Regions from separate parts of the Homo sapiens genome. Here region 1 is linked to region 2. The links are chromatin contacts, found by Hi-C in ENCODE. All regions are on one chromosome and are shown on one strand. The core of a region is the stretch at or near the end of the contact, and the rest is flanking DNA. Distances in the headings are between cores, read along the strand shown. Region 1 holds the start of NOP16 (NOP16 nucleolar protein). Region 2 holds the start of DUSP1 (dual specificity phosphatase 1).

What was found. A loop is a pair of places that touch in the nucleus more often than their neighbours do. Pooled maps may share reads with other maps.
Region 1: a pooled map shows a loop between it and region 2 (24-fold over the local background). The contact joins the promoter of NOP16 here to the promoter of DUSP1 in region 2. A Hi-C loop is called at or near these places in 1 of 168 maps with a recorded cell type or tissue (naive thymus-derived CD4-positive, alpha-beta T cell), 1 of 37 single-sample maps with no recorded cell type and 8 of 50 pooled maps.

What each region holds. Positions count from the first base shown.
Region 1 is chr5:176,386,128-176,392,083 of GRCh38, reverse strand. NOP16 (NOP16 nucleolar protein) reads left to right here and starts at 3,486. Exons shown (of 5, transcript NM_016391.8): 1 at 3,486-3,651; 2 at 3,741-3,849; 3 at 5,175-5,244. The coding sequence starts at 3,545. It overlaps HIGD2A (HIG1 hypoxia inducible domain family member 2A), which reads right to left and starts at 3,333. Exons shown (of 2, transcript NM_138820.4): 1 at 3,111-3,333; 2 at 2,323-2,753. The coding sequence starts at 3,264. The coding sequence ends at 2,587. It also overlaps a transcript of ARL10 not described here. RefSeq lists enhancers at 2,131-2,814, 2,636-2,855, 3,056-3,375, 2,648-3,847, 3,499-4,182.
Region 2 is chr5:172,768,140-172,772,444 of GRCh38, reverse strand. It overlaps DUSP1 (dual specificity phosphatase 1), which reads left to right and starts at 1,250. Exons shown (of 4, transcript NM_004417.4): 1 at 1,250-1,859; 2 at 2,139-2,284; 3 at 2,651-2,870; 4 at 3,313-4,305. The coding sequence starts at 1,493. The coding sequence ends at 3,683. LOC105377730 (a long non-coding RNA gene) reads right to left here and starts at 234. Exons shown (of 3, transcript NR_188285.1): 1 at 1-234. RefSeq lists enhancers at 1-202, 1-239, 1-775, 240-1,001, 1,423-1,692 and 1 more and silencers at 803-1,252, 1,793-1,902.

The sequences.
Region 1 (5,956 bases), core at 2,237-4,736, 3.6 Mb before region 2:
TGGATGTGGAGGGTCCACTGCCCTGTGTATTTCGCTTCCTCCTTCAACTGGGCTCATCTTGGATTTTGGATAAACAACCAGTGATCACACCTTCTTCCCCTTCAGCAGAGTTTGCAAACAGGACGTTCATGACCTGCATGATGTTTAAAAAGATTTGAGTAATTGCCAGTAAATATTAGCTTCCTAGGGCTTCTGTAAGAAGGTACATGAACTAGCTGGCTTAGAACAGAAATTTATTGTCTCATAGTTCTTGAGGCCAGAAATCTGAAATCAAGCTGTGGCAGAGCCATGCTCCCTCTGAAGGAGCTGGGGAAGGGTCTGTTCCACCTGCTTCTGGCTTCTGGTAGCCTCAGGCATCCCTTAGCTGGCAGACGCATCACCCCAATCCTGCCCCCATCAGGTGGCTGTTTGCACATTGCCTTCTAGGTATGTCTGTCTTTGTGGCCAAATCTTCGTTTTCTGTTTTTTTTCTCAAACAGGGTCTCGCTTTATCACTGAGGCTGGAGTGCAGTGGTGCAATCTCAGCTCACTGCAGCCTCAACTTCCTTGGGTCAGGCAATCCTTCCACCTCAGCCTCTCAGGTAGCTGGGACTACAGGCACGTGCCACCACATTTGGCTAATCTTTGTATTTTTAGTAGAGACGGGGCTTTGCCATGTCACCCAGGCTGGGCAAACTCCTGGGCTCAAGCAATTTATCCACTTTGGCCTCCCAAAGTGCTGGGATTACAGGGATGAACCATAGCACCCAGCCTAAGGTCAAATTCTAAGGCACTAGAAGGACTTCAACATTTTTGGAGGGGGACACCATGACACCAACACTTACAAACAGTGGTCATCACTCCATGTCCTTGTCTTGTATCTGGATGCCAAGGGTCACCACAGTGCACTGCTCTACATCTATCATCTCTGCCTCAAAGCTGAGAGAACATGGTGGAGGCAAGCAACTTAGCTGGCCCTAGTACAGCCCTCCACTGAGATCTAGACTGTTGGGGGGTTCAAGAAGGGGTGTGTCTTCACTCCCTTTTTCCTTCTGCCAGCTTGAAGCTGGTGTTGAAAACAGTACAATCACTCGGGAAGAGCGCAGGTCCTCAAATCCAACATTTGAGGAGCGCTGACCACAGACCAGGAATACTTGTTTGAAACTACATGAAGGAGGAACTAACAGGTCACCTCTCTTCTAGAGTGTGCTCAGGTCCTCAGCCTCCTCTTCCAGAACCCTCAAACACTATGTACACAAATCTCTGGAGAGCTTCGGGACTGTGTTCTTCCCACTGTACCAGACTGCTTCTCTGAGCCTGTTTCCTCTTCTATACTGTGTCAAGAACCAGATGGTCTAGGCTGGGCGTGGTGGCTCACGTCTGTAATCCCAGCACTTTGGGAGGCCGAGGTTGGGGGATTACCTGAGGTCAGGAGTTCAAGACCAGCCTGGCCAACATGGTGAAACCATGTTGTTTTAGTATTCTACTAAAAATACGAAATACAAAAATTAGCCGGGCGTGGTGGCACACACCTGTAATCCCAGCTACTCGGGAGGCTGAGGCAGGAAAATTGCTTGAGCCCGGGAGGCGGAGGTTGCAGTGAGCCGAGATTCTGCCACTGCACTCCAGCCTGGCTGACACAGTGAGACTCGTCTCAAAAAAAGAACTAGATGGTCTAGATCAGTGGAGCCCCATAGACTCTAGGGAGGTGGGAGCAGGGTGAGGAGGTTATGCGGAGTGGAGGGCAGAACCCTCTGCCTCTGACCCGACTATGGGAGGCCTCATCTGAAGGAAGGTTGTCCTACTGAAAGTCTGAAAAACTGCTGGCTAGACCAGTATTTTTCAAATGGCATTACTCTAGGCCCACTGAACTAGAATCTCAAGGAGTGACCTTGAGATTCTTTTTTTTTTTTTTTTTTTTTGAGATGGAGTTTTGCTCTTGTTGCCCAGGCTGAAGTGCAATGGCGCGATCTCAGCTCACCACAACCTCCGCCTCCCGGGTTCAAGTGATTCTCCTGCCTCAGCCTCGCGAGTAGCTGGGATTACAGGCACGCAACACCACGCCCAGCTAATTTTGTATTTTTAGTAGAGATGGGGTTTCTCCATGTTGGTCAGGCTGGTCTTGAACTCTTGACCTCAGGTGATCCGCTCGCTTCGGCCTCCCAGAGTGCTGGGATTACAGGTGTGAGCCACTGCGCCTGGCCAAATCTCTGCTTTCAAAGTGCCCTGGGTGGCTGTTACTAGGAAAGTTCGGGAATCACTAGACTACACGATTTCTAAGCACCACTCCAAAGTCCGTTTCCTCCAAAATCAAAGACCAAAAACCATGGGGATGATACTGAATTAAATACAAGTGGATTTTTAGAGTTTATTAAGCAGGGGAGTGGAGGGGAGATGTGGCACAAATAGAAGTATGTAACATTCAAACAACAGCATCTAGGATTTTTGAAAAAACTTTCGGTTACAGTTACACAAAGGGTCACTTCCTCCCCAGCGACACATGGGCCTCTCAAAGGAGAGGAGGGAGTAAGTCCCACGGTAGGGCCAGTGGTTGCTCCCTGGGTTTTGGAATCATTTCTGCGGAGCTTTCAAGGCCAGACCCTGGGCTTAGGGTCGAGACTTCATAGCAGTGACAGCCAGACCCAGCAAGATGGCTGCGACCGTGAAACCCTGGGCGGCGATCCGGGTGCGCATCATGAGCTGAGAGCGCTGGCTGTTGCCCCGGTGGAAGGAGTAGAGGCCGTAGGTGAGGGCGGCCGCCGTGGCCAGGCAACCTGAGGAGGGGACAAAGCAACTGGGAAACAGCAGGTCGGGCCCCGCAGGTCATTCCCCGCTTTGGGTCTCGCTTCCCCAAAGCCAAGATCTCTGGATCACAGCGGAGGGAGGGCGGCGAGGGTAGGTCGAGTCGAGGTCTTCCTAGTTACAGAGTCCTCCCAATCTTAGGCCCCAAATCCCGCCCCCTAAACCCGCTGCTCCCGCTCCAATCAGTTTCGCCCCTCACCGCCCCGCCCCCTCGTCTCTTCTCTAGTCCGCTCTCCTTCCGCTCCCCGCTAGCGCTCTGGTCCTTCTCTACTTCCTTCCCTCCGACATCACTGTCCTCTCCTTGTGCAGTTCCTACCGCACCCACTTACCTATGGGTACCACCGGGTTCTCGCGGGTCTTGCGAACGAACTTTTCCTTGAAACTCTCTGGATTCCTGTAAACAGTGGGGCTCAGCCCCTCAATGACTGGAGGCTTCGATGGTTCAAAGGGGACCTCCGGAATCACAGGGCCGGGAGTCGCCATGTCCGGGCCACAGCAGCAGGAGAAAATCGGGACTCCGACCTCAGCCTCCCGGTGAAGGTCATGAAAGGGGCGGGGAAACGAATAAATTGAGCCTTGTACGCAGGCGCAAATGCTCGTTGCATCCTGGGAGTCGTAGTGCTCAGCACGGTAGTGCTACAAAAGGACTACATTTCCCCAAATGCCCGCAAAGCCTTGTGCACGCCTTCCGGAAGGAGTTTGTTACACGAGGTCTGAGAGACAGAGGCAGCGTGTTTGAGCTGCTGGTGCGGTGGTCAGCGCGATGCCCAAGGCCAAGGGCAAAACCCGGAGGCAGAAGTTTGGTTACAGTGTCAACCGAAAGCGTCTGAACCGGAATGCTCGACGGAAGGCAGCGCCGCGGATCGAATGGTGAGGGGGCTGGGGTTCCGGGTGGCCGTGGGCCTCGGCCGGGACGGTCCGCGAGATGACGGATCCGCGATGTCTCTCTTTGCCGGTAGCTCCCACATCCGACATGCCTGGGACCACGCTAAATCGGTACGGCAGAACCTGGCCGAGATGGGGTTGGCTGTGGACCCCAACAGGGCGGTGCCCCTCCGTAAGAGAAAGGTACTGACATGGCAGGGTCTCGGTCCTTGTCTTCTTTACTCTTCCCCCGCCATACTGACCTAGGTGTCAGAACGTGGTACTGCCCATTCCTTCCCTCAGGCCCTTCCGAGTTTTCGACCTCCCCACAGTCAGAACGCTCAACTGACGTTGAGCAAGGGTCTCTTTACGACCTTCGTCACACTCCCTCCCCAGCACACATTCCCCATACCCCCTCTACTCAGTCTTTTTTCTCTGAAATTAACCCATTAGCATCTCAACGGTATTTTCCTTAATTTATCTTTTTCTACCCTTAACTTTCCTAATTAGTACTCCCTAAGAGTTGGAGATCTTTACTTACACCTTTTCTTTGTTATTCAATCATCCTTGGTCTGAGGCTTCCCTAGGCTTCCCTGACTGCAGTCTCCTTCCCGGGTTCAAGCTATATCCCACCTCAGCGTCCCAAATAGCTGGGATTATAAGCGTGTGCCACCATACCCGGCTGATTTTTGTGGTTTTAGTAGAGGCAGGGTTTCGCTATGTTGGCCAGGCTGGGCCTCAAGTGATCCGCCTGGCCCCCTGGAGGCTTCAACAACTATTAAAAGAATCCAGGTTCCCAAAAGAAAAGCAAGCAATTCATCTTTCTCTGCCTGCCTATCTATAAAATGGGTATAACACTCCTTGCCTTAGGGACTATCTAACTGTGTGGCTGTAGCCTCACATTTATTCAAGAAATGGTAGTGCCATTTTCCTCTGGCATGAAAGAATAAAAAGAAACTTGCCTAAGGCAATGGAACAAATTCATTCGCGAAGCCCATTCATTAGGTTAACTACTTATTGAGAACATGTCACATCCTAAGCACCCTGGGGATTTAATAGAGAACAAAACACAAAGTCCTTGTCACCAAGATTGTGTTGGGGGTAAAAGGCACAGACGGATTACTTGAGGCCAGGAGTTTGAGACCGGCCTGGCCAACATGGCAAAACCCCATCTCTACTAAAAACACAAAATTTAGCTGGGCATGGTGGCGCATGATTGTAATCCCAGCTACTTGAGAGGCTGAGGCAGGAGATCACTTGAACCCGGGGGGAGGTTGCAGTCAACCAAGATTGTGCCACTGCATTTGAACCTGGGCAACAGAATGAGACTCTGTCTCAAAAAGAAAAAGAAAAAAAAAAAGAGAGAGAGAGAGAAAAAGCCTCCAGGGCATTAGTTCTCATTGTTACCTACTTCTACCTAACCGTGGGCAGGGATTCTTATGGGTTAGTAGTTGTGTTGGGATAAGCAGGAGTCTATAACTTTCCCTCATCAAAGATCCTTCTGGTCTCAAGGGCTCTGTTCTCTGCAGGTGAAGGCCATGGAGGTGGACATAGAGGAGAGGCCTAAAGAGCTTGTACGGAAGCCCTATGTGCTGAATGGTGGGTGTGGTCCATATATTCCTTTAGGTCACTGTCCTGCACTGTGGGAAGCTGGGAAGGGCCCTAAGATGTCCTCATTTTGCAGATGGAGAAACCAAGTTTCAGAGGGGAGAAGTGAGCTGGTTCAAAGTTCACAGAGTTAGGACTGTGTCCTGGCTGGCTCATTTTTCATTGTACTGACTAAACCCTGACCTTACTGTGTGAACTAAGGTCAGAGATGTTTAGGGAGGATGTACCCAGGTGCCTGGGAGAATAGAAGAGAAACCAGTAAATCTCTGGCATGGGTATGGCTTCTCATGAATTTAAGGATGAACTGATTTTTAGGGATTCCACCATCTCAATAAATGTTCCAATGACAAAATCGATTTTATGTATATTAAGGCTATAGAGAGTGAACGCTAAAACGGAGGAGAGTAAACCCTACAGGAAAGTGGGAATACTCTAGAATTCTTCATTCATCCTTCCCCTTACCTGTCAGGGAGTTTAAGCAGCTCCCCTAAAGATAAAGGATTTGAATGGCCAGACATTTGATACAGAATTCCTTGAGTTCCTGTCTTTTATCTCAGTGGTTCTCATAAGAATTACTGCACAGGATTGTATATACCAAGCCATAGGCACTTACTGTAGTCAAAGAGGAACATTTTTAAAAATTTTAAAATGTGGTTAAAAAACACATAAAAGTTACCATCCTAACCATTTTTAAGTGCACTGT
Region 2 (4,305 bases), core at 1-2,500:
CCGTCACTGGGACTCAGGGCACGGAGATCGCTGGGCGGGGCGGGGGTCTTCCCAAGTGTTGCGATCCAGGTCCTGGCAATCCGCCCACAATGGCCCGGGATTGGATTTTGCTTTCGGCCTATAACGGCCGCGACGACAGGGAGCGAGGGTTGTGGCCGGCTTCTGTTCCGGGTTGGAGGCCCCCAGCCCAGCGCTTAGTGGGCGCTCACTGTGTATACTGCCTATTTGTATAATAAAGAAAGGGATGGAGAAGCTCAGTCTGGAGCCAAGGTGACAGAAACGTGTCGGGCGGCCCCTGGGGGGCGCCGTCGAGTCGCGCTGCGGGTCGCCCCTCACCCCTCCAAACGCCAAACCCTGGAATCCACTGCGGGGCCTTGCGACCCCTCACCGGGATTTCAGCCCCCTGACCTGCCTCCCTTGGCTCCAAGTCTTCCGGGGGCCACAAGACTAGGAATAGCATTATTTCCCGGTGGGAGTTTGCTTGCTCACACTTTCATGGCAAATGTAGATATTTTAAAGCCACCTTAAAGAAAAGTCTGGGAAACAGGAAAGCATTGCCCTGAACCTCTCCGCCCCAACTCGCTCGAGTCGGTCTTGGTAGGGACGACTTTTCTATCGGCAGAGTTGTTCATTTTTCTCTAAACTTCATCTTAGGCGCCTATTTGCTGCCCCCACCCCAGTAGTGTGGTTCTGGGCAAGTCAGTCGCTTCGCCTGGGGAACCTCAGTTTCCCCGCCTGTTAGTGATGAGGAAATGAGGAAAAGGGGCACAAGAGTATGCAAAAGCACAGGAAGCCCCTTTCGGTTCAGGTCGGCGGCCGAGGGGCACGGGGAAGGGGACTCGGGGAGGGAGAGAGGGAGGAGCGGCGAGGCCAAGGCAGGTGGCACGTCGCCCGTTCTCCCGGCCGCTCGCATCCCGGAGGTCAGCCTCAGCTGGCAGCGAGCCCTCCTCCTCCCCGCTGGGCCTGGAGCGCGGCGCGGGTCCGGTCCCTGGGGACGCGCCAAGAGCAGGCCGGACAGCAGGGCGGGGGCCGGGCCGCGAGCCAGCGCGCGGCGAGCGGACCCAGCTCCGAGGCTGATGACGTCTCCCCCTCTGGCTCGGCGGCGCCTGGCCTGGCAGGGCGGGTGACGTCACCGCCCCGTCACGTGATCACCATTCAAACAAACACCCCCCCTCCCCCTGCGCGCGGGTCTGGCCCGCCCCGTCCCCCAGAGGCCGCATATAAACGCGCTCCCCGGGCCAGGCTCGCTGCGAAGGACATTTGGGCTGTGTGTGCGACGCGGGTCGGAGGGGCAGTCGGGGGAACCGCGAAGAAGCCGAGGAGCCCGGAGCCCCGCGTGACGCTCCTCTCTCAGTCCAAAAGCGGCTTTTGGTTCGGCGCAGAGAGACCCGGGGGTCTAGCTTTTCCTCGAAAAGCGCCGCCCTGCCCTTGGCCCCGAGAACAGACAAAGAGCACCGCAGGGCCGATCACGCTGGGGGCGCTGAGGCCGGCCATGGTCATGGAAGTGGGCACCCTGGACGCTGGAGGCCTGCGGGCGCTGCTGGGGGAGCGAGCGGCGCAATGCCTGCTGCTGGACTGCCGCTCCTTCTTCGCTTTCAACGCCGGCCACATCGCCGGCTCTGTCAACGTGCGCTTCAGCACCATCGTGCGGCGCCGGGCCAAGGGCGCCATGGGCCTGGAGCACATCGTGCCCAACGCCGAGCTCCGCGGCCGCCTGCTGGCCGGCGCCTACCACGCCGTGGTGTTGCTGGACGAGCGCAGCGCCGCCCTGGACGGCGCCAAGCGCGACGGCACCCTGGCCCTGGCGGCCGGCGCGCTCTGCCGCGAGGCGCGCGCCGCGCAAGTCTTCTTCCTCAAAGGTACGCCCTCGGGGAAGCTCGGGGCGGGCCGCACACCCCTGAGGTTTTGCCCGGTACCCCTGGCTCTCGGCTCCCGGGGGATCGCCCCACCTGCAGCGCGTGGGCGCTGGAGTACATTTATCTCTGGAACTTGTCATTGGCTTTGTTTGGCTCTGGAAACAAAGACTTGCCTGGGCCTTTCCGATGTAAACTTCCAGCCCTTGGTGGGTGGGGGAGTTGTATGAAGGTGCCGTGTCCCGGTGTCACTAATGGGGAAAAAAAATGTCTTTGTATTCCCAGGAGGATACGAAGCGTTTTCGGCTTCCTGCCCGGAGCTGTGCAGCAAACAGTCGACCCCCATGGGGCTCAGCCTTCCCCTGAGTACTAGCGTCCCTGACAGCGCGGAATCTGGGTGCAGTTCCTGCAGTACCCCACTCTACGATCAGGTTAGTAGGTGTCCCTGCCACAGGGAAGAAGTAAGAACTGGCAAAGGCATGGAAGAGTAGTGCCAGGGAGAATATAGAAAGTGACCTGCAGCATTATTTATAACGGAGGGGACACAGGGATATGATTTATTCCACAGTTAAGTGGTCTGACGGAGCCGAGTCTCCAATTGTAGGCTCTACGGAAATGAACTTGCTGGTCCTGCCCAGGCAAATGGGCTTAGTTCCCTATTTATTTATCCTCCAGCAACAGAACTGAGTTCACTCGGTATCTGAAATTGACTTTTCCAGCAGAAAGTTTTTGTGGGTATGGGCACTGGCCTTGGCTTTGAGCAAGCTTGATGAATGTTGGATATTTCTGGATTTCAGGGTGGCCCGGTGGAAATCCTGCCCTTTCTGTACCTGGGCAGTGCGTATCACGCTTCCCGCAAGGACATGCTGGATGCCTTGGGCATCACTGCCTTGATCAACGTCTCAGCCAATTGTCCCAACCATTTTGAGGGTCACTACCAGTACAAGAGCATCCCTGTGGAGGACAACCACAAGGCAGACATCAGCTCCTGGTTCAACGAGGCCATTGACTTCATAGGTAAATGGAATGGATGCCTGGGGCTTTTCTGCCTTTCTCTTCTCATTTTAGCCACTAAGCCCAACCTCTGTGGCAAGAGCTTGAAGTTTTCTGAGCCTTCTTCCACACATTCAGTATCAGTCTGGTGTGGGCAACATTCCTGTAAAATATGAATTTGATTCGATGTCCCACTTTACAGATTTGCAAAGTGGGGCTCACAAAGTTGAATTGACTGGTCTGAGATCTATCTGCTAAGTGGAAATCCCCAGTCTGAGTTTAAATCCTGTGCCATCCTTTGCACAGTGCCCACGTTGCCTCCATGAACAGTATCCATGTGATGGCATGTGGTGATGTTGACCATTTCTAGACAAGACACACATGACCTTTCTCAGATACACTGTACCTGGGCTTGGGGTGGTTCTCCTGAACTCTCAAGTAACCAGCCGCTCCTTTGGTTTTCCAGACTCCATCAAGAATGCTGGAGGAAGGGTGTTTGTCCACTGCCAGGCAGGCATTTCCCGGTCAGCCACCATCTGCCTTGCTTACCTTATGAGGACTAATCGAGTCAAGCTGGACGAGGCCTTTGAGTTTGTGAAGCAGAGGCGAAGCATCATCTCTCCCAACTTCAGCTTCATGGGCCAGCTGCTGCAGTTTGAGTCCCAGGTGCTGGCTCCGCACTGTTCGGCAGAGGCTGGGAGCCCCGCCATGGCTGTGCTCGACCGAGGCACCTCCACCACCACCGTGTTCAACTTCCCCGTCTCCATCCCTGTCCACTCCACGAACAGTGCGCTGAGCTACCTTCAGAGCCCCATTACGACCTCTCCCAGCTGCTGAAAGGCCACGGGAGGTGAGGCTCTTCACATCCCATTGGGACTCCATGCTCCTTGAGAGGAGAAATGCAATAACTCTGGGAGGGGCTCGAGAGGGCTGGTCCTTATTTATTTAACTTCACCCGAGTTCCTCTGGGTTTCTAAGCAGTTATGGTGATGACTTAGCGTCAAGACATTTGCTGAACTCAGCACATTCGGGACCAATATATAGTGGGTACATCAAGTCCATCTGACAAAATGGGGCAGAAGAGAAAGGACTCAGTGTGTGATCCGGTTTCTTTTTGCTCGCCCCTGTTTTTTGTAGAATCTCTTCATGCTTGACATACCTACCAGTATTATTCCCGACGACACATATACATATGAGAATATACCTTATTTATTTTTGTGTAGGTGTCTGCCTTCACAAATGTCATTGTCTACTCCTAGAAGAACCAAATACCTCAATTTTTGTTTTTGAGTACTGTACTATCCTGTAAATATATCTTAAGCAGGTTTGTTTTCAGCACTGATGGAAAATACCAGTGTTGGGTTTTTTTTTAGTTGCCAACAGTTGTATGTTTGCTGATTATTTATGACCTGAAATAATATATTTCTTCTTCTAAGAAGACATTTTGTTACATAAGGAT